2 separate regions of the Homo sapiens genome follow, and region 2 is linked to region 1. Evidence: chromatin loops called from intact Hi-C (ENCODE). Cell type or tissue: heart left ventricle. All regions are shown on one strand. Links, peaks and the distances in the headings refer to the core of each region. The heading gives the core; the rest is flanking DNA. Region 1 overlaps OTOG (otogelin). Region 2 holds the start of MYOD1 (myogenic differentiation 1).

What was found. Peaks named below come from ENCODE experiments on the same cell type or tissue, not always from the same donor. Only the 100,000 strongest peaks of a DNase experiment are listed, where the experiment ranks them.
Region 2: it touches region 1 in a loop (21-fold over the local background); 64 of 110 quality-filtered maps call a loop at or near these places.

Annotation. Positions count from the first base shown.
Region 1 is chr11:17,597,165-17,602,164 of GRCh38, reverse strand. OTOG (otogelin) reads right to left here. Exons shown (of 56, transcript NM_001292063.2): 31 at 2,468-2,494. Among named protein-coding and RNA genes, the nearest start is that of OTOG, 52 kb to the right of the region's middle. RefSeq lists an enhancer at 1-33. In heart left ventricle, for the core only: CTCF peaks have their summits at 2,844 and 3,048 (motif pointing left); DNase peaks (open chromatin) are centred at 123 and 3,004; H3K27me3 peaks cover 450 bases.
Region 2 is chr11:17,710,342-17,727,345 of GRCh38, reverse strand. MYOD1 (myogenic differentiation 1) reads right to left here and starts at 7,775. Exons shown (of 3, transcript NM_002478.5): 1 at 6,934-7,775; 2 at 6,366-6,444; 3 at 5,210-6,091. The coding sequence starts at 7,563. The coding sequence ends at 5,838. RefSeq lists enhancers at 5,803-6,314, 6,315-6,826, 12,194-12,694. In heart left ventricle, for the core only: a CTCF peak has its summit at 7,023 (motif pointing right); a DNase peak (open chromatin) is centred at 8,669; H3K27me3 peaks cover 4,957 bases.

The DNA.
Region 1 (5,000 bases), core at 1-5,000:
CACCTCCCATACCTCCTGCCCCACCCCTTGGCAGCAGTGGGGTGGGAGGGCAAGCTACCAAGGAGGAACTCTTGATGGTGTCCTTCATCCCAGATCTCAGGGACCTTGATGACCCTGAGAAGGAAGGGACAGGATTCCCAGGCTGCCAGCCCCTGAAAGGAACAGACCCACTGCACAGTGCCTGAGTCACTTCACAGGGAGCCAAGGAAGAAGGCGACCCACAGGGAGCACCTGGGCCCCCCATTGTCTCTCCACAGCCTTCCCACTGCCTGAAACTTCACCATTACAGCCACTGCTCTATTCAAGGTCCCCTCTGGAAGAAGACGTCAGACCCGGTTTCTGCCCACCCCAGGCCTGAGGGACAATAAACCTGTTAGTGTTTATCTAATTATTTCAAACACGTGTCACTGTTGAGTCTTTAGAATTCCTGTGGTTGTCAGTATAGGTTGGCACAGAGCATGGGCTTCCTGGACAATCACCTTGTAAGGATCTTCCTGCCTCTGCTGTGCCCACCCCCCACCCCAATGCCTCCTCCCCACGGCTGCTGAGCTGCCCTCCCAGCCACGCCCCCTGGTGGGACGCACCAGTGGCTCTCCATGGCCCTCAGGACAGAATCTAAAGAGCCCAGCTTGAATTCAGAAGCCCTTCAGCCCTCAGCCCCTGCCCACCTCCCCCACTCCCCCCACGCCCTGGCTCCTGCCATGCTGAACTTCTCTTGCTCTTCCTGGAAGGAGCAGTGGTGTTATTTCCCAGCTCACATCTCATCACACCGTTCCACCCACTCAGAGTAGTCCTCCCCGTTTTGTGCCTGACAAACGCCTACTCAACCTCTGGGGCCCAGCTCAAATGTCACCTCCTTGTGAAGCTCTCCCTGCACCCTCTCCTGCCACATGCAAATGTTGTCCCTCCTCCTCTGTGCCCCACCAGCTCTTGGAGCATGGCACACACCAGTTACAGCTCTTCGGATGAGGATCTGGATGGGAGGCCCACATCTGTCACCCCCACTAGATGGGAGACAAGCAGTGCTGGCTGTGCTGGCAAATGGCTAACAATGAGATCTCAAACAAAAAAAAGTGGTTTGTAGGGCTTCTGGATTTCCATGGCGTAAACACTCCCACCAGGGGTCAACTGGAAACTACCAACTGAATGTGGAGTTAGAAACACAATAGGTGCTAGAGAGGCGGCGTGAGCCTGCTCCACACACCGCTGTGGCAGGACTCAGGGACCACTGACTTCCCAACACCTGGCGGGCCCGGACCAGAGCAAATGCTAGTAGAACGGAGCAAGGATGGGTGAGTGGGTGGGTGGGTAGGTGGAAGATGCTAGAAACAGCTTGTCCTTTGCCAGTTACTGCCACCCAAAATGCCATGGAAGAGAGAAAACGAAACAGCTCCATCTTGCTGAAATGCCTTGCCTGATGTCAGACAGATCCTGTCTGCCCCAGGGACCACAGTTCCCCCATTGCAGGCTCATTCCTTTACCAATTGAAGGTCTGGGGCTGTCAAGAGCCCCTGGGGACTAGCATTTTGGCAGAACTGCAGTCCTGCGGATGCTCATGCTACACCCTGGTCCGGCCGTCATCTCGCAGGCCCCCAGATGGTATCCTGTCTCCAGTCTCTCCTTTCCACTTCACCCACCACAGTCAAGCCAAAATCTGATAATGCAGGCAACTGAGGACAAAAAGTCTGGGCCTCTGCCCACATAGGCCTGCTCCTGGCAGCACAGTCCCTGGAGGAGGGTCGGGGATTGGAAGTCAAAGGCGAACAGCACTGAGGACCAGATGAGCATCTCACTCTACCAAGGTCTGACCCTGGCCCAACTGGATGAAGTTCGGTGCTAAAAACTACTCCTGGGCAGCCCTTCTCTACCCCACCCACCCAATCCCAGTGATTAAATTGATGAATTGGCTCTAAACTGGACATTAACCTCCCCTGGGTCTTTGGTTATGACCTGTGTTTTCACCCTCGTTAATCTAAATGTCAGAGCATCTCCCGGAACCCTGCAACCTTGGCTGAGTTTGAAGATGAATGTGGCAGGCCACATGTTTTGTTCCACCCATAGTCAGAAAGGGCAGTTTGTGTCTGCTTTTGCCAAAAGCTAATCTTCGGGGAACCCAAGGTGATGTTCTGTGGGCCTGATGAGCTAGATTATGAAGGCGGAGGAGCTGGCACATAAGTGAGAATGGGGTTTTTCCTTCCTGGTGGGGCTGCCCTGCCGAGCACAGTCCCCGGGAGCTGGCCTGCCTGGGCCCCGGACAGGGGCTGCAGGAACTGCTGAGGATAGAGGTGCAGGACACCCCTGGGCCCTTCACTGTCAGGGCTCTCTCTGCATGATGGGGGCCCTCCCATTCCGGGTCACGGCTCTTCCAGGGCCAGCAGCGCCTCGGGATGGCTGATGCTGTGTGGCGTCAGGACAGGGCTGGCAGTGCCTGAGCCCCTGAGACTCTGCGTGGGGAGGAGGGGCTTACCTTTGTTAAAGAAGTCACAGTCATACGCTGAAAGAGAGAGAACAGGAACTTCCTGAGAGCCAGCCCAGAGCCTGGAACAGACAGACAGAGCCAAGGCTCCCAGCATCCCAGCCTCCCTTCTTCCCCAAGTGCTGGGCCTGGCCTGCCTCCCACATGTCAAGATTTGGGAATGGTCATGGATGCAGATGTCTTAAGTGGAGGAAAGAGAATGGCTCCTCTCTGGGCCGACAGCACGAGGCTCAAAGACTGGCACACAGTAGGCACCTCAGCGATGTGTCAAGTAAATGAACAAACGAATGAATGTTGAAAAGAAGCAGGTGTATTTTGTGTGGCGCCAAAGAGCAGGATTAGAACCAAGGAGTGGGAGTTTTAATCAGAAATGTTGCGGAAGGCCCCCAGAGGAATGCAAGCACAAGATGGAGGCTGGTCTTCCAAGAGCCTTCGGTGGGAAGGGGACCGGGAGCCCCCAGCATCCCCGGCTTCTTCAAGCCCCTTGCACTGCAGAGGCGCTTCCACCAGCCGAGCTGTGAGAAGCTCCCGCAAGCGTGAGCTCAGCTTGCCCTCTAGTGGTCATCCCCAGCACCACACCCTGTTCCCCTAGCCCCTCAGCTGCAGATTCTCAGTCCACTGAGGTGTGCCTGGGACCTTGCAGGAGACCCCTAAAGCCAGCAGCAAAGCCATGAGGAGCCAGGCGGATAGACCTGGGATAAAGCTTAGGAGCAGCATGCTTCACACATAGGCACGGTCTGAAGAGAGCCACCGACTCACTGCACACCCCAGACCACAAGGTCAATGCATCTGGGGTCACCCTCCAGAAAGAACACTAGGAGTCAGGAGACAGGCCCGCCATGTGGCTAGGGGCACGTGCCTGCCTCTCCCTCCATCTGCAGACTCAGAAGGCTGAACCAGAAAATTAGAAAATCTCCAAGTTTCTGGTTTCCAGGGTATACCCAGTCAAGGGGTGGTAGCCGAGAAGAGTCATTAAAAAGCCAGCTCTCTAGAGTCAGACCTGAGTTCAAATCCCACCTCCCTCACTCATCAGCTGTGCATACTGGACCAAATTACTTAACGTCAGTGAAATTTAGTGCCCTCCTCTAAGGTGGGACCGCTACGTACATCTGCCCCATAGACCTGCCAGGGCCTGGACCAGGGTAAGGCAAAGTGCTCATCTTGGATGTGAAATTTAAGGGGCTACCAAAAATCTCAGTAATCAAGATAAATACTATCTTAATGCAATATTTTTAAAACATCAAAATTAATGCAAAAATATCCATGATAAATAAAATATTACAATTTAAAAATAAAGACAAGATCATTAACAGTCTCCCACTGAGCCAGAGTAGAGACTGAGACAAAAGGAAACATTAATACTATTGATCCTTTGATAGTTTGTTCATCACAGTATTTTTACAGCAATTTTTATTTTACAGAAATATTATATTGAAACATTATTTCTCTTGATTACTGCATTTTTGGTGCCCCCTGAAACTTTGTACCCCAGGTAAGCACCTCAATCACCTCCCCCTAGTCTTGCATATTAAATGAAGTAATGCACATAGGCACAAGGCCTGGCACACAGTGGACCCTCAGCAAGTGTCCTTCTGCTCCACCTTCTTCCTTTGGCGTCTTGCCTGCAGGCCTCAGGGCTCTGGACATGTCAGTACCGGGTGTCCATGAAAAAATGACAACAACCCCCACATTAGCACAGGGCACTGTGCCAAGTGCTGTACATGCAATGCCTTGTTTAAACCTCACAGTACCCTACAAGGTAGAAGCAGTTATCTTCACCCTTCTATTACAGACGAAGAGACTCAGAGTGTGAGGAATATGTCCCAGGCCAACTCAGTGGAGCTTGGGGCCAAACTCAGTCAGTCTGACCCCAGAGCGCAAGGCTGTGTAATGGCCATCGCACCCCAAGGTGAGGTGCTTGCACGAGGAAAATCCTTTGGTGCGTGGGAATAAATAAAAAATAATCAATGAAGAATTTAGCCTTCTTTATATTTTCTTTCATCTTTTAAATATTAATTTTTAAATTTGTTTACATATTTTACTTGAGGAGTATATCTATGGATGCATATCTATGTACGCATATGTATGTGCACAAAATGATTTTACTTGATAGGTGTGTGCAATGAAAAGCATCTGCAGACCACCATTACTCTGAATAAACTGATCATCTGTGCTGCCTCTGATGGGACCTGCAAACCTCAGCTGACAAAGGACTTCTATATTCATCACCCAGTTTGGTCCTCAGAGTCAACCTTGGGGGCAGGTCTATTCCTGCTTCTCACACAAGAAAATTGAGCCCTAGAGAGGTTGGGTGAGTTGTTTGAAGTCACATAGCTTGCGAGTGGTAGCTCTGGGTCTAGGCTCCTGACTCTTCTAACAAAGTGGCTATGAGCTCGGGTTCGCATTGGACTCTCTAGGGATGAACCCTGGCTCCTCCACTAACCTTGAGCATGTTACTTGATCTCTCTCTCTAGGCTGTTTCTTCAACTGTAAAATAGGAAATATATAGCCCTGTTTCAAAGGG
Region 2 (17,004 bases), core at 4,561-9,560, 120 kb before region 1:
AAAAGGTGAATTTTATGGTTGTGAGTTATATCTTAATTTAAAAATTGGGAAAAGTAAAAGAAAGAAGGACCAGTTAACCAGGAGTCTATAATTGAGTTGCCTGTGCTGAGAATAAGCTTCTCAGTTTGTTGTGGTCCCGGTTTCCTTATCTGTAAGAGATCTGCTTCATAATCTCTTCTTTCTTTGAAATGCTTTAAGCAAATTATGAAATAATTTCAAAACTGAGACATACTTTTTAAATTTACTAATTTATTCCACAGAGTAAATGCCAAAGTCCAGGTGGGTTAAGTCCCATTCCCAAGATCTTAGAGCTGGTCAATGACACAGCCAGGCCTAGATCCCAGGGAATTATGTAGCCATTGGCATACCATAGGACTCACTTCCCCCTGCTACTGGGAAAGTTCTACATGAATTAAAACCCACTGTCACGTGTTCTCTGAAAAAAATAAGTTACCAACTACACAAAAATGACCCTGTGCAATATAAAAACAAATATTGCACAGCCTCTCATCGAATGTTTTTAAATAGGAGTGACTTGTGTGCAGTGCGAGTGTTTCAAATGCCTTATGAGAGAAAAAAAAAAACGAAGGTAGGACCAACTTGTTTTTTCATCATTATCACATCATCATCTTTGCCTTTATCTTCCTCCTCGTCTCCTCATTCTATCTACCTTCCACCTCTTGCTCCTTTTTCTTGTCTTTTTCAGTCTTGCCTACCTCTTTCCACCCGCATCCGGCTGCACATTCTTTGATTGCTTCTTCATGTGACAATGGTTTTATAATATCATTTTCTATACAGAGAATAGAGAGATTATTCAGTCTTTCCTTCAACATGGTTGATCAAAACTTGTTTTGTACCATTGATAATTTAAGGAAATTTCAGGCTCACAAGTCTATTGGAAATGTCATGTACATTTTTAGAATTGATGTCAAATTTGAGGAAACCTCAATCAAGTTTCTTTCATCTGTGGGCTGTAAAAACTCAAGGCATTTTGAGTTTTCTTGTGTGGTGACTAATTTTAAATATTTTTTAATTGACAAGTTTCTTTAATAATTGTGTTGATGATGTTGAGGTCTTGTTATAGTGGCATATTATGAATTTTATGCTATCTTTGTGGATGCCAGTAGTTTGTAACAGATCAGCAAAAAATTTAAATCTTTTCCCAATGTGTTCATGTAATTTGCCATTATTCACTGGTGGGATTATTAAACCATGCAAGAGTCTTTTCCATAAATCTATTAGAAAATTTTCTTCTTCTTTTAATAAACCACTTTTTGGCATGATCTAGATAAATTTTGTGGTTCTAATTATCTTCTCAATGTCAGAATCATTTAAATTTATATCATTGTTCATCATTATTGCTTATGTTTTATATTTCATTTATTTAAAATATATTCCACTAAACCCAAATGAAATTTATACCTTTAGATAGGACTGATCCAAACATCCCCATGAGTGCTACCCAATACAAGGGTCAGAACAGAAAGAGACAATGGTCATAACCAATTGTTAAAAGTGATTTACTTTGGCAAATTAAAAAAGTAGCTAGACCATATAGACATATTTCTAGGGTTTCCCCCAGGACCTTAGAAGGGGCTCATACGAGAGAGGGGAACTGAAGCTTAAACTTTATTGTCTTCACAGTCTATCAGCCTCTGATGGTGTGCTCTGGGTACACATGTGCTTTTGTATGAGCACATATGTGTAAAGACATATACATATGTCTCTGTGGAGAGCATGGCCCTGGTGCTTCCTCAGATCCAATGCAGGTAAAATGGCCCCATGAGCAAAGGATGTTCCATCTACACTGCAAGTGAAGTCAGGCTCAGCCAGTTGTCCCCCCTTGAGGGGACTGAGGTAAGGGACAGGCTAGGAGGGGACCTCAAACCCTATCCTCGATGGTGTGATCCAGTCTCCAGCTGTTCCCTTCCCTCTTGACTTTTCTCACTTCCTCTCTTCTGACATCCTCTGCAGAAGACACAGAGCAAGGCAGCCAAGAGTGCAGTCTCTGGAGCCCTCTGCCTGGGTTCAGATCCTGGCTCATGACCTATGCTGATCTAACTAGACTTCTTCCCTGGGAATTTTCTCCCCACTGCCCCGACAAAGATGGAGTCTTGCTCTACTGCCCAGAGCTGGAGTGCAATGGCATGATCTCAGCTCACTGCAGCCTCTGCCTCCTGGGTTCAAGCAATTCTCCTGCCTCAGCCTCCTGAGTAGCTGGGATTATAGGCGTGCACCACCACACCCAGCTAGTTTTTGTATTTTTAGCAGAGACGGGGTTTTATCATGTTGGCCAGGCTGGTCTCGAACTCCTGACCTTGTGATCTGCCTGCCTCAGCCTCCCAAAGTGCTGGGATTACAGGCATGAGCCACCATGCCAAGGCTGGGAATTTTCTAACTGGGTTTAATGGTAAGATCCATGGTAACCCATGAGTTTCTGGAGAAAACCAATATGGACTAGGAGAGAGTGAAGCCAAGCAGAGACATGAAGTGGACAGCCTAGAAGTGTGAGAGGAGCTCTAGCTCCCAAGGTGCATAGATGCCGTGGTGCTTATAGCTCTACTTCCAGATATGAGCTGCCCCGTGAACTTCCAACACACCCTCTTGTGGGGTTTAGGCTAGTTTGAATAAGGTTTCTGTCACGAAGTATTCTACACTAGATGTGTCACCATACCTGCTTCTCCTCCTGAGGTCCCTATCTGTGTAATGGCACCACCACTTACTCAGAAGCAAATCACGGCCTCAAGTCAGAAGCAAACCAGAGCCTGGAGTCATCCAAGGCTCCTCCCTTCTCTACACTTTCTAGGGCCTACACGCACAAGGCACTGTGAAGTTATGCAGGTTGTCACTACAGAAGTGCACCCAGCTGAGGAGGTGAGTGGGGGCTGAAGTCCAGCCTGCTCTCTGCCTGCCTAGTCATGATCCCTGGTGCAGGGCAATGCCCCAGGAGAGAAGGGGTACTTTTTTCTAATTACACACAGACCCCCTCTAGGATACTGGGACCCTCTTCATGTATAGAATTGCTTCCCTTGGTGCAGAACTTCTGCCTCCTCTGTCGACCTGCTTGCCTTCTCACTCCGCATTACCACCTCTGCTTACACCTGTTGCCTTTCCTTACGGTGTTTCTCATCGTTTATAACATTGTATTTATTCACTTGGTTCTTCATCTCACGGTTACTTCCCCAGTGGATTTTAAGCTGTAGGAAGGTGGAGACTGTGCCTTCAATGTTCTCTGCTGTACCCTCAACACTGACACATTATTTGGCCCAAGCCAATTCAGGATATGTCATACCTCCTCTAAGCAACCCCAGTGGCTTCCTGAAAGATCTCCCTGTCTCAAGTCTTGTTCTCTCCTACCTATTCTGCTAGCCCAAACTGGCCTTTCTAAAATACAGAATTATTTGTATCCTTCCCCTGTTTAAATTCCTGTGTGGCTCCCTACTGCCCTCGAGATAAAGTCCAGATGAGGTCCATTGTGGTCCTGCCTCTGCCATTCCATCTTCCTCTGGCCCCTCCCCATGGGCACCTGCAGTTCCACAAAGGCAGTTTTCTTTCTCTCACCCCTGGATCTTTGCACCTGCTGTTTCCTCAGCTTGTAGCCCCTTTCTTTGGCCCCTCTTTCCTGACCAACTCCTTCAAGATTCTCATTAAAGTTTACCTGTTTGTCTATATCTCCCCCAGAATAGTTAGGGAACCTTCCCCTTTGCTTCTATGGCGTTCCCCTGCTACATGCACCTCCAGTACAGTACTTAATTCAACAGGATGTAACCAGCTGCTAAAAGGTTCCATCCTAGTCAAATGTTTGTGTGCTTCCCAAGGGCGGGAACTGCATCCAACAGTCTCTGTTTTCACCCAGCATAAGACCTGGCATCTGTGGAATCAATGAATTCATGAATGGACCCCAGGGGGTCTCAAGGGTATAAAGAATCCCAAGGGACATGTGGGGAAGTGGCCAGAAGACAAGTGGAGGATCATTCGTAACACAACAGCTCTGGGCAGCTTCCTAGGCACCCTGTGTTGGGGAGAGCAGAGAATGGATCCTCAGACAGGTAATGAGGATATTCGGATATTCCTTCTGGCATCACATCTTGCCTGCATTCCTGAGGGCCCCCTACTTGGCAAACAAAACCCTTGAAAGTGGGCCTGTAGGGTTTTCAGGAACAACATATATGGGGTGGGATGTAGGAGGTCCTGAGGTCCTCATGGCACGCGTGTGTTGGGGGTGGGGAGGTGGTAAGTGAGTGGGGAAGAACCCTTGCCAGACCATCCCTCAGGGGCCTTGGACCCAGGGGAGGGCACAGGTACCTGTGTGTGTGTGTGTGCGTGTGTGTGTGTGTGCATTGTGAGTACATTGTCTACTCTTGTTTCTTAAGACAGAGCTCAAATGACAACTCTTCCGGGAAGCCCTCCCCAACACTCAGGCTAAATAAATGCCCCCTCCTCTGCTCTCAGAGAGTTTATAGCCTGATGAAGAGTACCTATGCCATCTGTGATGATGCTGGCCCACATGCCGCTCTGCTCACAGGATCCGGGCTCCTGTTGTCTTATGGAATCTGATAGTGTCGGGATGCTCTAGGTGCTGGGTAGAGGTGTCTGTGCCTGTCTGGCCTTCTATGCTATCTCTTTGCAGTTACACCTATTACTAATGGGCTGTAAGTGCCAGAGAGCTTACAGCACATGTCTACACTCATTTAGATCTTCCTCGGAATGCTGTGGGCACCCTATCACATCCTCTATACCCAACGAGGCCCCCAAGTGATGCCTGGGCCACAACCTTCCCGTGGTTCTTCTGGTTATCACACCTGGGTTCACTCACTTTATATGGAGGGGATGATTCTCAGCCTTGAATGAACTTCAGAATCACTTGGGGAGCTTTTGAAAAAAAATACCAATACCTGGCCCTGGGTATATGGGGCAGAAACATTAAATCAGAATATCTAGGGGGCGAGCTCAGACATGGGTTTAAAAAATACTCATATCAACCTGTGTACCCTTCCATAAGAGCCACGGACGTGTGTAGTAATGTAGTCAAGGTCAGAGGAACTTCCTCACGTACTGGAGAAATTTGCACCCCTCCTTCCTTCCCCAGGCAGCAGGCTTCCTCCTTGCAATCCGCCTGCCGCCTACAGGCGTCGCTGAGGGACAGCTGGCCCAGTTTGCGGATTTTCCTCCGGATCCCACACCCATGTCCAGGGAAAGCCGGAGCCACGGCGGTATAAATTAGCGCCTTTATTTTGATCACCTGAGCGAGCGCCCGCGGCTCGCCCGCCTGCGGTATAAACGTACAAATTCCCTGTAGCACCACACACCATGCCTCAGAGATAAATACAGCCCCAGGGGCTCCTGCTCTGGCAAAGCAACTCTTATTTACAGGAATAGATTACAAAAGTATTACAAAAAGTGGTCCTGAACCGGGAAACGGGTTGGGGGTGGGTTACGGTTACACCTGCTACATTTGGGACCGGAGTGCACTGGGTCTCACGCCCCCCCAAATAACCGGTGCATCCCGGGGCAGGGCTTAGGTCTGCGAGGGTCTCACCCCCATGGGGGAGGGCGCGAGAAAGCTGAACCTAGCCCCTCAAGGTTCAGCTCTGGCCCACCGAGGAACACGGAGCGGCCATCGCAATGGGTCTCCGAGAAGGGTGCTGCGTGGAAAAAACCGCGCTGTGTCCTTGCCCTGTGGGGCGGGGGCGGAAACTTCAGTTCTCCCGCCTCTCCTACCTCAAGAGAGGTCGCTTTTAAAGCGCTGTTGGGAGGGGGGCATTTAAGTTCAATCTTTTGGGCGCGAGGGACCCTAGGGGCACCATCCCTCGGGCGGGTGGGCGGCCACCATCCCCTCAGAGCACCTGGTATATCGGGTTGGGGTTCGCACCCGCAGGGCACTGCGGGGCGGCGTCCGGTGACTGGGTGGGGTCGCCGCTGCTCTCTCCCTCGCTGGGGGCGGCAGCCTCTTGCCTGCGCGGAGGCGACTCAGAAGGCACGTCCGCCAGCAGGAGGGCGGGCGCCGCAGGGCTCTCGGTGGAGATGCGCTCCACGATGCTGGACAGGCAGTCTAGGCTCGACACCGCCGCACTCTTCCCGGGCCTGGGTTCTGCGCGGGGAGGGCTCGGTTAGTAAGCAGGGGTGGGGCCGCGACAAGCCTCCCACCCCCGGGCCCAGTACTTTGAGACAGATTGGAAACTGAGGACTTTAGTTAGAGTCCGGGACAATCCAAAAGACAGGGAGCTACTTGCTTAGTATTTCATCTCCTGCACCACTTCCCAGGACATAGGCGTGTGTGAGTGGGGGTGGGAGCGTCCTAGATAGAGGCCAGGACAGCTCCATGAAGGAGGAGGAGCGAGCAGGGAGAGGCCCGGAATACCCACCGCTGGGCGCCTCGTTGTAGTAGGCGCCTTCGTAGCAGTTCCGCCGCCGGGCGCCGCTCGGGGGGCCGCTGTAGTCCATCTGCAAACAGCAAGGGCGACTGAGTCAGGCCCGCGGGACGGCTCGAGGCCCGAACACCAATTCCTGTAGCCGCCCCCTCCCTAACTCTAGCCTAAGGCTCTAGTTCCGGGCCCAGACCTGTCCTGGTTGGGGGGGTAATTACGGGTGGGTAGGAGATGAGGTCTGCAACATGCAGGGCCAAACCAAGGGCGGACAGTCACCAAGGGGCGCAAATTTACATTTTGGAAGTAGGGATAAGTAGAGAAAAAGATCTTCACGTTCGCGCTGCAGTGTTCTAATAGCGCCCCCAATGGGGCAGCTCGAACGCTTGCCCGCACACTTCCAAAACAGGCTACCCCAGTGACAGCTGCCCAGGACAAGGGGGTCCTCTCTCTCGGGAAGGATCCTGGCCCAAACCTCCCGCAAGGCCAGCTCCCCGCCCTCGGAAACGCGTCCCTGATATCCCGAGCGCCGCCCTAACTTCCTCACTTCCTGGGGTCCCGGCCTTACCATGCCGTCGGAGCAGTTGGAGCGCGGGCTGGACGCGTCGGAGTCGCCGCTGTAGTGCTCGCCGCCGCGGCCCGGGGGCAGCGGGCCCGGCGCATAGAAGGCGGCTGCGGCGCCAGGGGGCGCGGCGTCCTGGTCGCGCAGCAGAGCCTGCAGGCCCTCGATATAGCGGATGGCGTTGCGCAGGATCTCCACCTTGGGCAACCGCTGGTTTGGATTGCTCGACGTGCAGCGCTTGAGTGTCTCAAAGGCCTCATTTACTTTGCTCAGGCGGCGCCGCTCGCGCATGGTGGCGGCCTTGCGGCGGTCGGCGTTGGTGGTCTTGCGCTTGCACGCCTTGCAGGCCCACAGTAGGCAGCGGCCCGCCTGGTGGTGCCCGCTGGGCGCGCGCACATGCTCGTCCTCACGTGCGCCCGGGGCCGGGTGCACCGCCGCGGGGAAGTGCGAGTGCTCTTCGGGTTTCAGGAGCGCGCCCACGTGCATCAGGCGCGGGTCCAGGTCTTCGAAGAAGCGCAGGTCCGGGGAGTCGAAACACGGGTCGTCATAGAAGTCGTCCGTTGTGGCAAAGGAGCAGAGAGAGCCGTCGGGGGCCGTCAGGTCTACGTCGCGGAGCGGTGGCGACAGTAGCTCCATATCCTGGCGGTGGCGCGGCACGGTCCTGGCTTCGCCCAACCCAAGCGGCAGAGAGTGGCCGGAACTTTCTGCCGCTCGGGAGCCCCGGCTGTAGATAGCAAAGTGCTGGCAGTCTGAATGCCCACCCACTGTCCCCCACCCCTCCCTCTCCTGTCCGGCCTGATTTGTGGTTAAGGAAAGCGGCGGCAGCGCCCCAGGGCTTCCTCACCCCTAGCTTCTCGCCAGGCGCCCTGGGCTATTTATCCGTAGTAGCCTAAACGCCCCGGAGCCCAGGCGGGCAGCTGGGGGAGGGGGAGTCCGAGGCCAATAGGAACACTGCGGGGCGGGGCTTGGGGGGGTCCCCGGGGTGGCCGCAGGGGCCCGCAGACTGGCCAGCCAGCCCGCCCCTCCACACTGGCGTGCGCGCTAGGTCCCCTACCGGGCAGGGAGGGAGGGAGCGACCGGCAGCCCTAGGCGGCTGCACTTGGCTCTCCGGCACGCCCTTTCCAAACCTCTCCAACACCCGACTGCTGTATCCGCGGGAAACGCTGGCTGCGCGCGCTCACCTCTGAGCTGACTTTCAATACTCCTCTGTCCCCTGATTTGTGGGGGACCCATGGGTAGAGCGGCTGTAGAAATCAGGTCGTGAGAGATTTGGAGAGAGGCAAGGCATTGGGGGCACAGAGCTGAGGAGTGAGACCGTGAAAGAGGGACCGAAAGAGGCTGAGAGACACGCAGAAAGCAGAAAGCTTAGAGCGTCAGGGGCAGAGAAACGCACGAGTGCAACAACAGGCGGAGAGACCCCGAGAGTTGAAGTGGGCGAGCCCGAGACAAACGGGTCGTAGAGGCTCTGATATTCCGCCAGTCCCCGACCTGGGAGTTGCTCAGCAGGTCGTGGGCCCAGTCCTTCTTCCCTAGACGCTTAGAAACCCAGCTATGGTTGTACAGGAATCGGAGATTGCTGCTAAAGCTTCGCGCCAATCTCTCCAAACTCGGATCCTGCCCAGGTTAGGAATCCCCTCCATCTAAATCTGCACGTTTCCACAGCAGGGGTGTCCAGTGCCATGCCTGGGGTCTAGGCTGAGCTGCCTCTTCAGCTGGGAAGAAAACCCTTCTGCTCGGGGCTTGGCTCCGCCTCACTCGCGGTGCTGAGTCAAGGAAAGTGCATTTCGCCAAGGTGTCAAACTTCAGGACCTGGCCTGAGAACCTGACCTCATCTCACCTGAAGTCTCCGAGAGTGCGGTTTGCAGACCAGTTGAGTGCAGACTCCAGAGTTTCCCAACTGTGTGATTTTGTGGAAGTCATGTCTCCTTCCTGAGCCTCAGTTTCCAGTTATAGATTTGGGGATGACAGTAATTTCTTGGAGTAATTGTGGTGGGGATGACAGTCTGAAGAGACCAAGGATATGGAAGCCCTCAGGCGGTGATGTAGGGTTATTCGAGCAAGGGGCTTTCAGAGTTGGATGCTGTGTCCCGCAGGCTTACAACTCATCTGTGGTACCATGCCCTGACGGAGTGCCACGAGTCTCCAGGCCTTAGCTGTGTCTCTTTCCTGCAGCCTCACTGGAAAGGCTGGAAACAGGAGGAGGCAACCACCCCATGGGATGTGGGATATCTGGCTCCCATACAAGCCTCAGCATACCGGCCACCCCCATGGGGGTCTCTCAGCCTCTTCCTGAATCTGCAGTTCACACAGTCCTCTCAGCACTCTGGCTAGGAATCTCCGTTGGCCATACATCCCTGCCTGGATCTCCCCTCCTGGAAACCAGAAATTTAAGCAGGAGTGATCTTTGTGCCTTTCCCACTAACTTCTGGAAGGCATTCTAGCTGGCCGTTCTGGGCCCTAAGAAGTCCTCCCTTCCCACAAAACTCAGAGGGCTCTGTTGGGGTCCTAACTTCTTCACTTCTCTGCTGCTGGTAGTGGTGCTGAAGGTCTCCCTTCATGAAGTACTCACCTCGCTTTACTCCATAGGGCCCACCTGTATTTGTTCATTCAGTAAAGTCTACATCATGGAGCAGCAGTGACAGTAACTCTAAATCCTGGCAGAGGCAGCAAAGTCCTGGCCTCACCCCACCCAAGCTGCAGGGGGTCACCCGGAAATCCACATATTGTTAGGTATCCATTATGTGGCAGGTACCAGTCCAAGTGTGGGGCTAGAGCAATGAACAAAACCAAGACTCTGCTTACATGGCACTTACATTGTCAATGTAAGCAGGGTGATAGACAATGAACAAATAAGCAAGGAAGTATGTGATGCCAGGAGGTTAGAAGCCTTATGAAGAAAAAGCAAGGCAGGGAGACACAGTGATGAAGATTATGGAGTGATTAGAGAAGGCCTCTCTGCTACATTTAAGCAGAGACCTGAATGAAGAGAATTGGAAGCAGATACCTGGAGATATGTAGGGCCAGATAGAGGGATAAGCATGTGCAAAAGTCCTGAGGCAGGACCATGTTTGGCAGATTCAAAGTATGGCAAGGAGGCTCATATGTCTGCAGCAGGGTGAGTAAAAGAGATAGTGGGAAATGGGGTGAGAGAGAGAGAAACAGGATTATATTCTGAGATGGCTTGAGCCATCTCACTGGAGGGCTTGAGCGGAAGAGAAGAATATCACTATCTGATTTACATTTTAACAGGAGCATGCTGGTTACTGGAGGGAAAGGGCAGAAGGAGGGAGACCAATTAGGAGGCTATTGCAATAATCCCAGTGAGTGGAGCTGGTGAAAAGTGGTGGTTGAATTCTAGATATATGTTTTCAAGATGGAGCTAGCAGTATTTACTCACGATTGCATGTGGGAAGTGAGATAAGCAAGGAGCTAAGGATGACTCCTGCAAGAATGGAGTTGAGAAGACTAGGTTTGTGGGTGGTAGATTAAGTGTCCAGGTTTGGGCAAAATTTGAAATGCATATCGGATATCCAGATGGAAGTGTGGATTAGGCAGGGGGATTTTTAAGGCTGGAGTTCCCAAGGAGAGGTCTGAGTATGAGGAAGAGCTGTCCATTCTACCTCTAAGACCTGTCTCAAGTCAGTCCATCCCTAGTGTCACCATCCTGGACTAAGCTGTCACACTGCTGCTCTGGATGACCACAATAACCTGGCTGCCCTCCTCACTTCCTCTGTAGCCTCAGTATAATCCATTCGTTACATAGCAGCCTGAGTAGACCTTTACAATGTAAATGGGATTATGCCATCCTCCTGCTTCAAACTCCCCAGCAGCTTCTTGCATTTAGAGTAAAATCTCATCTCCATCCCCTGGCCTATCAGGCCCTGCATGAGCTAGCCTCAGCCTGTGTCTCTTACTACACCTGGAGGCACCATCCGTTTTGATTGCTCTACTCCAGTTAGCCTGACCTCCTTTCTTGTCTTCTAACACTCTGAACAGGATCCTGCCTTGGAGCCTTGTCCTTGCTGCTCTAAACTCATAGCATTATCCCCTGGGCTTTTCCCAAGATTGACTGCATTTTATATAATAGATCTTCTTGCCTCCTTGGGACATCACTGACCATTCCCTCTAAGATAACTGCCCCCCATACTCTGGTTCACACCACCCTGTTAATTTCCTTCCAGGCACTGCCACTCTTTATAATCTTCTTCATTAGTTTGTTCATGACTGACTTAGCCCCATGAAGGCAAAGATGTTTTGTTCACAATGACATTTCCAAAAACCATCACAGTGGCAGTCACACAGTAGGCACCTGATAAATGTCCAGTGAATGAATGAGTGGCCTCACGCCCTTTGCATCTCTATGCATATATTTGAATGTCTTGAACTGTGACATTAATGAAGATGGTTGAATTTCTTCAAAACTGGGAAGTCACATACATGATTAGACATCCATGTTCTATTACACTTGCTCTTCCCAGGAAAGGCTCAGACCCCATCTGCCTGGGGCATGTTCTCTTGAACTGGGCATTATACATGGCATGCTGCAATATTGTAGTGGTATACTATAGAGAGATTTGGCATCTCGATGTGTCTTCTTATTGTTTTTTCACTATACTCACAATGAGGAATGTAAGTAATTGTTGTATTGATGATTTAGAAACAAATACTTCTTCCTACTTGCTCAAGGCTCAGCAGAAAGCCAGGTGCATAGTAGGCACTCAATAAATATTTCTTGGGCAAATGAATGAATGAGTCTACTTAATTAAAGAGTACTCTGAGATTCCCAGGTGAGCTATTCAAACCACTTATCTATGCAAATCTAGATTTTCCCCAAATCTGAATAAGCAAGAAACTACAAAATAAATTGGATGCTGAGACAAGTGAATACAACTTTGCTTTTTGTGCTTTGTGTTTCTAAAAACTTCCTCAGGGCTGTCATCAAGTTGCCTTTACAATAAATAAGTAAATGTTATATGTTTGAACTTACCAAACACATTTAATATTTTATCACTTATGGCTTATAAATCTAAACTGCTTTGACAGTTTTAAGCTTGATTTGCAGCTACATCTTCTTCCATAATTAGGAAGCGCTGTTTTAAAGCACACAGACATTCTAGTGGTAAAATGCCATTTTTATATTAGGCTTTCAAGTGGGATTTTTGTTTGCTACCAGGCTTCCGTTGCTCAAAAAAAGATTGGAACTCACTGAACTCGGTGACCATTTCAGACCTCTCCATGCCTGGCATCCACACCTGCCTGGAATCACCCTTCTGGTTGCGTCTCCTCTTTGGAGAGAGGTTTGTCAACACCATCATCTCTTCCCTGCTGCCCACAGAGCAGGGAGAAGTATGTCCAACCTGGGACATGTTGTCCTTTTAGTCCCAGTGCTGGGTTGGGGGCGGAGGGAAAAAGGATACCAAGTTTGGAAGCTGAAAACATTCAAACTCTTATACTGCAGAGTCTAGTCAAGGGTGCCCTTTGTCCACAGGTGCTGGACTTGTTCTGTGAGGGGCCACTAGCAATGGGCTGAGGGACTTTGAGGGGATCCCCTGGCAGCCCCCTCACCCCTCAACGCAGGTCTGACCAGAATGGTAGGCTCTGTGCTTGGGGGCATGTGCACACCTCGCCCTGGGCCTGGCTTCTGCTGTCTTCATGATGAGGGGCTCATTTGGTGGGGAGTGGGGAGGGAGTGCTGCCTGGGCTGCCCCTTCTCCCTCTGCCCTTTCCAGTCCTCCCCTCTCAGCTCCCTTGGCTGCTCTGCCCAGGGGCTATAAATGGAGAGCTGGCCTCTGGAAAGGAATGTGGGCCTGGCTGGGCCCCCACAGTGTTGTGCCCTCAGGGAGCGGCCCTGGGGCTCCCGGCAGCCTTTATATATATAGCCTCTGGAAACCCAATCCAGCCTGCACCTGCCCCAGTCTTCACGCACCCTGCCCCTGCCCAGGCTGGGCCTGTGGCTCTGCACTGGGGCTGACACAGGCTGCGTATCTGGCCGGGAGGTGGGGGGCGCCAAAGGGCCAGAAGGTAAAAGCATGAGTGGGCCTGGTGGGGCAGGGCCAGCTCCAGGTCCCCTCTCTGTCCCCAGCCTTTCCCTTCCTGTTCCTGGGTCCAACCTGAGTGCCTCCCTCTGTCCCCTGACAAACTTGCTCCCTGGGAAAGCCAAAATCCACCCACCACATGGGTATAGATCCTTCTCTGGGCCCAGTCTGGGTTGGTCAGGAGGGACTGTGATATTGCCAGGATATAGACATGGTCCCAGATTAGGGACAGGGTCCCAGAGATTCCTCACAGAAGGCCACATTTCCCCGTTTGGGGGTACTCTCCAGCCTCCCACAGACAAGCAGGGCTTAGGAGTCTGGCAGCTGAGCTGGGAGTTGAAGAACAGGAGTCCACACTGTGGAGGGAGGGAACAGGAAGACAACCAACAGCATGTGCCCTTCCCACCCAGTGTGCAGGGGGTGGGGGCAGGGCACTATTGGGGTGGTGGGGATATTCCCACTCTCAGTTGTCCAGTCTATGATTCATTCACTTATACAACAAACATTTATTCAGGTGCTGGGAATGTGATGGAGAATGAAACAGACCATGTTCCTTGTTCCTGTGGAACTGACATGCGGGCAGGGCAGGGCAGACAATAAGCAATACACATAATAATAAATAAATTATATAGATGTTAGAAGGCGATACACGCAGAAAAATATTACAAGCAGAACAAGATGAGCAGGATTGAGGTGCCAGGTTGGGGTCGGCTGTAGTGTTAAACAGAGTGGTCAGGTTGGCAAGGTAACATTTGAGCAAAGAGTTAAAAGAGGCTTGGGAGTTAGCCATGTGGCATCTGGGGAAGAATGCTCCCGGCAGAGAGAACAAAATAATTATTGAGCACCTTCTATGGGACAATCGCTTCTGCTAGGAGCAGAGGATTCTGTGGGTACAGACAGGCATGGCTCCTGGAGCTGTAGGGGCTGGGGGGTGTGGGGGTGGCACGAGATAGAGTTTGGGCATGGGGTTTGATGGGCAATCTGTTACTTCTTCTTTTTTAAAAAATTGAAACAGAATCTCGCTCTGTCGCCCAGGCTGGAGTGCAGTGGCGCGATCTCAGCTCACTGCAACCTTTGCTGCCGGGGTTCAAGCGATTCTCGTGCCTCAGCCTCCTGAGTAGCTGGGACAACAGGCGCGAGCCACCATGTCTGGCTATTTTTTGTGTGTTTTTAGTAGAGATGGGGTTTCACCATGTTGGCCAGGCTGTTCTCGAATTCCTGACCTCAGGTGATCTACCTGCCTCAGCCTCCCAAAGTGCTGGGATTACAGGCATGAGCCACCCGCACCTGGCCAATTTGTTACTTCTAATGAAAGAATATCTTACAAACCAAGAGATTCTTGAAGAACTAGGCATAATAGGCTAGAGCTGTTTATTCCCCTCTTCAATAGGTTTATAAAAACTCCCTCCAAAACTGACATAGTACTTAAATTTAAGAGGGAATTCTCTAGATGTGATTTTTAAATTTAATTATAACTTCATCTAGAACTAAGCTTTAGCCCAATTCAGGATGTGAGATGAGGGTGGGCTGCTACCCAGGGAAGAGGCTAAAGGGCATGGGATGTGACCCATGTGAGCTTGGTGTTATGGGGGGACCCTCCCTGCAGCCCGCCCAGCTCTTTCCCCCACGAGGCCCCACATGCCATGTGCACCTCACATTCCATGCAGCCCTCACAATGCCTCTCACTCCGGGTTCTTTCCCAGACACTAGGAAGCCAGATGAGTGAAAATAGCAGGAGCTGAGACTGCCCACCAGGTAGGGGAAGCTGAGGCCAGGCTTAAGAACCCACTGATGCCTGGCTTCTGGAAAGACCTGAGGCGTTCATTCATTCATCCAGCCTCTCTTCTTCAAGCTTATTCTTTATGTAATTAAAGACTTTCTCTGCCTCAGAGGTGAGCCCTGGGGTCTTTGTGGGACTAGATTCCTGGGGTTTGAAATACACATGCGCTGTTTACTAAACAACACAAATAAGGTGACAATAACTTAATGACTAGAAGTGTTCAAGCAGGCAGAGCTCATGAAGGTGCTAATTATTCTTCTAGCCTAAAGACATTAGGCTCCCGGGGTGAGGAGGTCTACATGAAAGGAGAGTTCACTACCTTCACATTTGAAAGCACCAAAAAAATGCGAATTCAACTTGCAGCATGAGGGATTTAAGTCAGATGTAAAAATAATATTACCAACGTATGGTATTCCTCAAAGAGCACATTGCCCTTGAGCTAACGTGGTATGGATGCAGGCAGAAGGATGGAGGAGAAGGCCTCTCAAAGCTGCCTTCTCCTTTATGTATAAAAGGACTCCTGAAAAGCCAGAGGACGTCCCTCTGTCTCCTCTGCCTGTGACACTGCTCAGGAGGTTGTGCCATGCGTCCAGAGTGTGAGCCCAGGACAGAGCTGACAAGCACATTTTCTTGGAAGGACAGTTTGTCCTCACCTGCATTCTTCCATATGCCTTTGTGGTGTCATAGCTATGTGCACCTGATAAACTGCAGACAAGTCACATACAGTGCTCACCTTACACTGTGCACACCTCTCACACAATATACAGTGCACGCTCCCTGTACACCTCTCTGATAATGTACACCTCACACTCCCTGCACACCTCTCACAGAATGCACACCACACACCCCCTGCACGCCTCTCACAGAATGCATGCCACATACTCCCTGCATGCCTCTCACAGAATGCATGCCTCACACTCCCTGCACACCTCTCACAGAATACACGCCTCACATTCCCTGCACGCCTCTCACAGAATGCACGCCTCACACTCCCTGCACACCTCTCACAGAATACACGCCTCACATTCCCTGCACGCCTCTCACAGAATGCACGCCTCACACTCCCTGCACACCTCTCACAGAATACACGCCTCACATTCCCTGCACGCCTCTCACAGAATGCACGCCTCACACTCCCTGCACGCCTCTCACAGAATACACGCCTCACATTCCCTGCAAACCTCTCACAGAATACACGCCTCACACTCCCTGCACGCCTCTCACAGAATGCACGCCTCACATTCCCTGCACGCCTCTCACAGAATGCACGCCTCACACTCCCTGCACGCTTCTCACAGAATGCATGCTGCACACTCCCTGCATGCCTCTCACAGAATGCACGCCGCACACCCCCTGCACGCCTCTCACAGAATACACACCTCACACTCCCTGCATGCCTCTCACAGAATACACGCCTCACACTCCCTGCACACCTCTCACAGAACGCACGCCACAAACTCCCTGCACGCTTCTCACAGGATGTACACCACATGCTGCCTGCAGCCTCTCTCATAATGTACATCTTTCACATAATGTATACCTCTCACATAGTGTACACCTCACAATTCCTATGTGCCTCTCACAGAATGTACAGCTCACGTTCCCTCTATGCCTGTCACATAATGTACACCTTATGCTCCATCTACCTCTCTCATAATGTGCATCTTTCACATACTGCACACCTTTCACATACTGTACACCTCTCACATACTGCACACCTCTCACATAATGTACAGTTCACCCTCTCTGTACACCTCACATACCACATATATCTCAAGCACTGTGTGTATCTCTCTTGTGCCATGTCTACCTCACACTCCATGAATATGTTACACACTGGGTACATCTCTTATATTGTGTACATATCCCACTCCATGTACACCTCACACACACACACACCTCACACTCCATGTTACCTCACATACTATGTACAAGTCTCACATTGTTTACACATTACATGCCATGTACACCTAACACTCCGGATACACTTGACACTCTATGTAAACTCACATGCCATGTAAACCTCCAACAGCAGTATGTCCCACATATGGGATATTTCCTCTCTCACATCATGTGCATATCACACATATTACACCTCATATACTGTGCATGCTTCATAGTCCATGCACACCTCACACATGCGTATACCTCCCATGCTGTGCACCCCTCACCTACAGAACACACACACTTCACATGCCATGTGCACACCACAGATGCGTCCCACCTGCTCATATTCTAAGTTAGGTACGTCCACACCTCAGT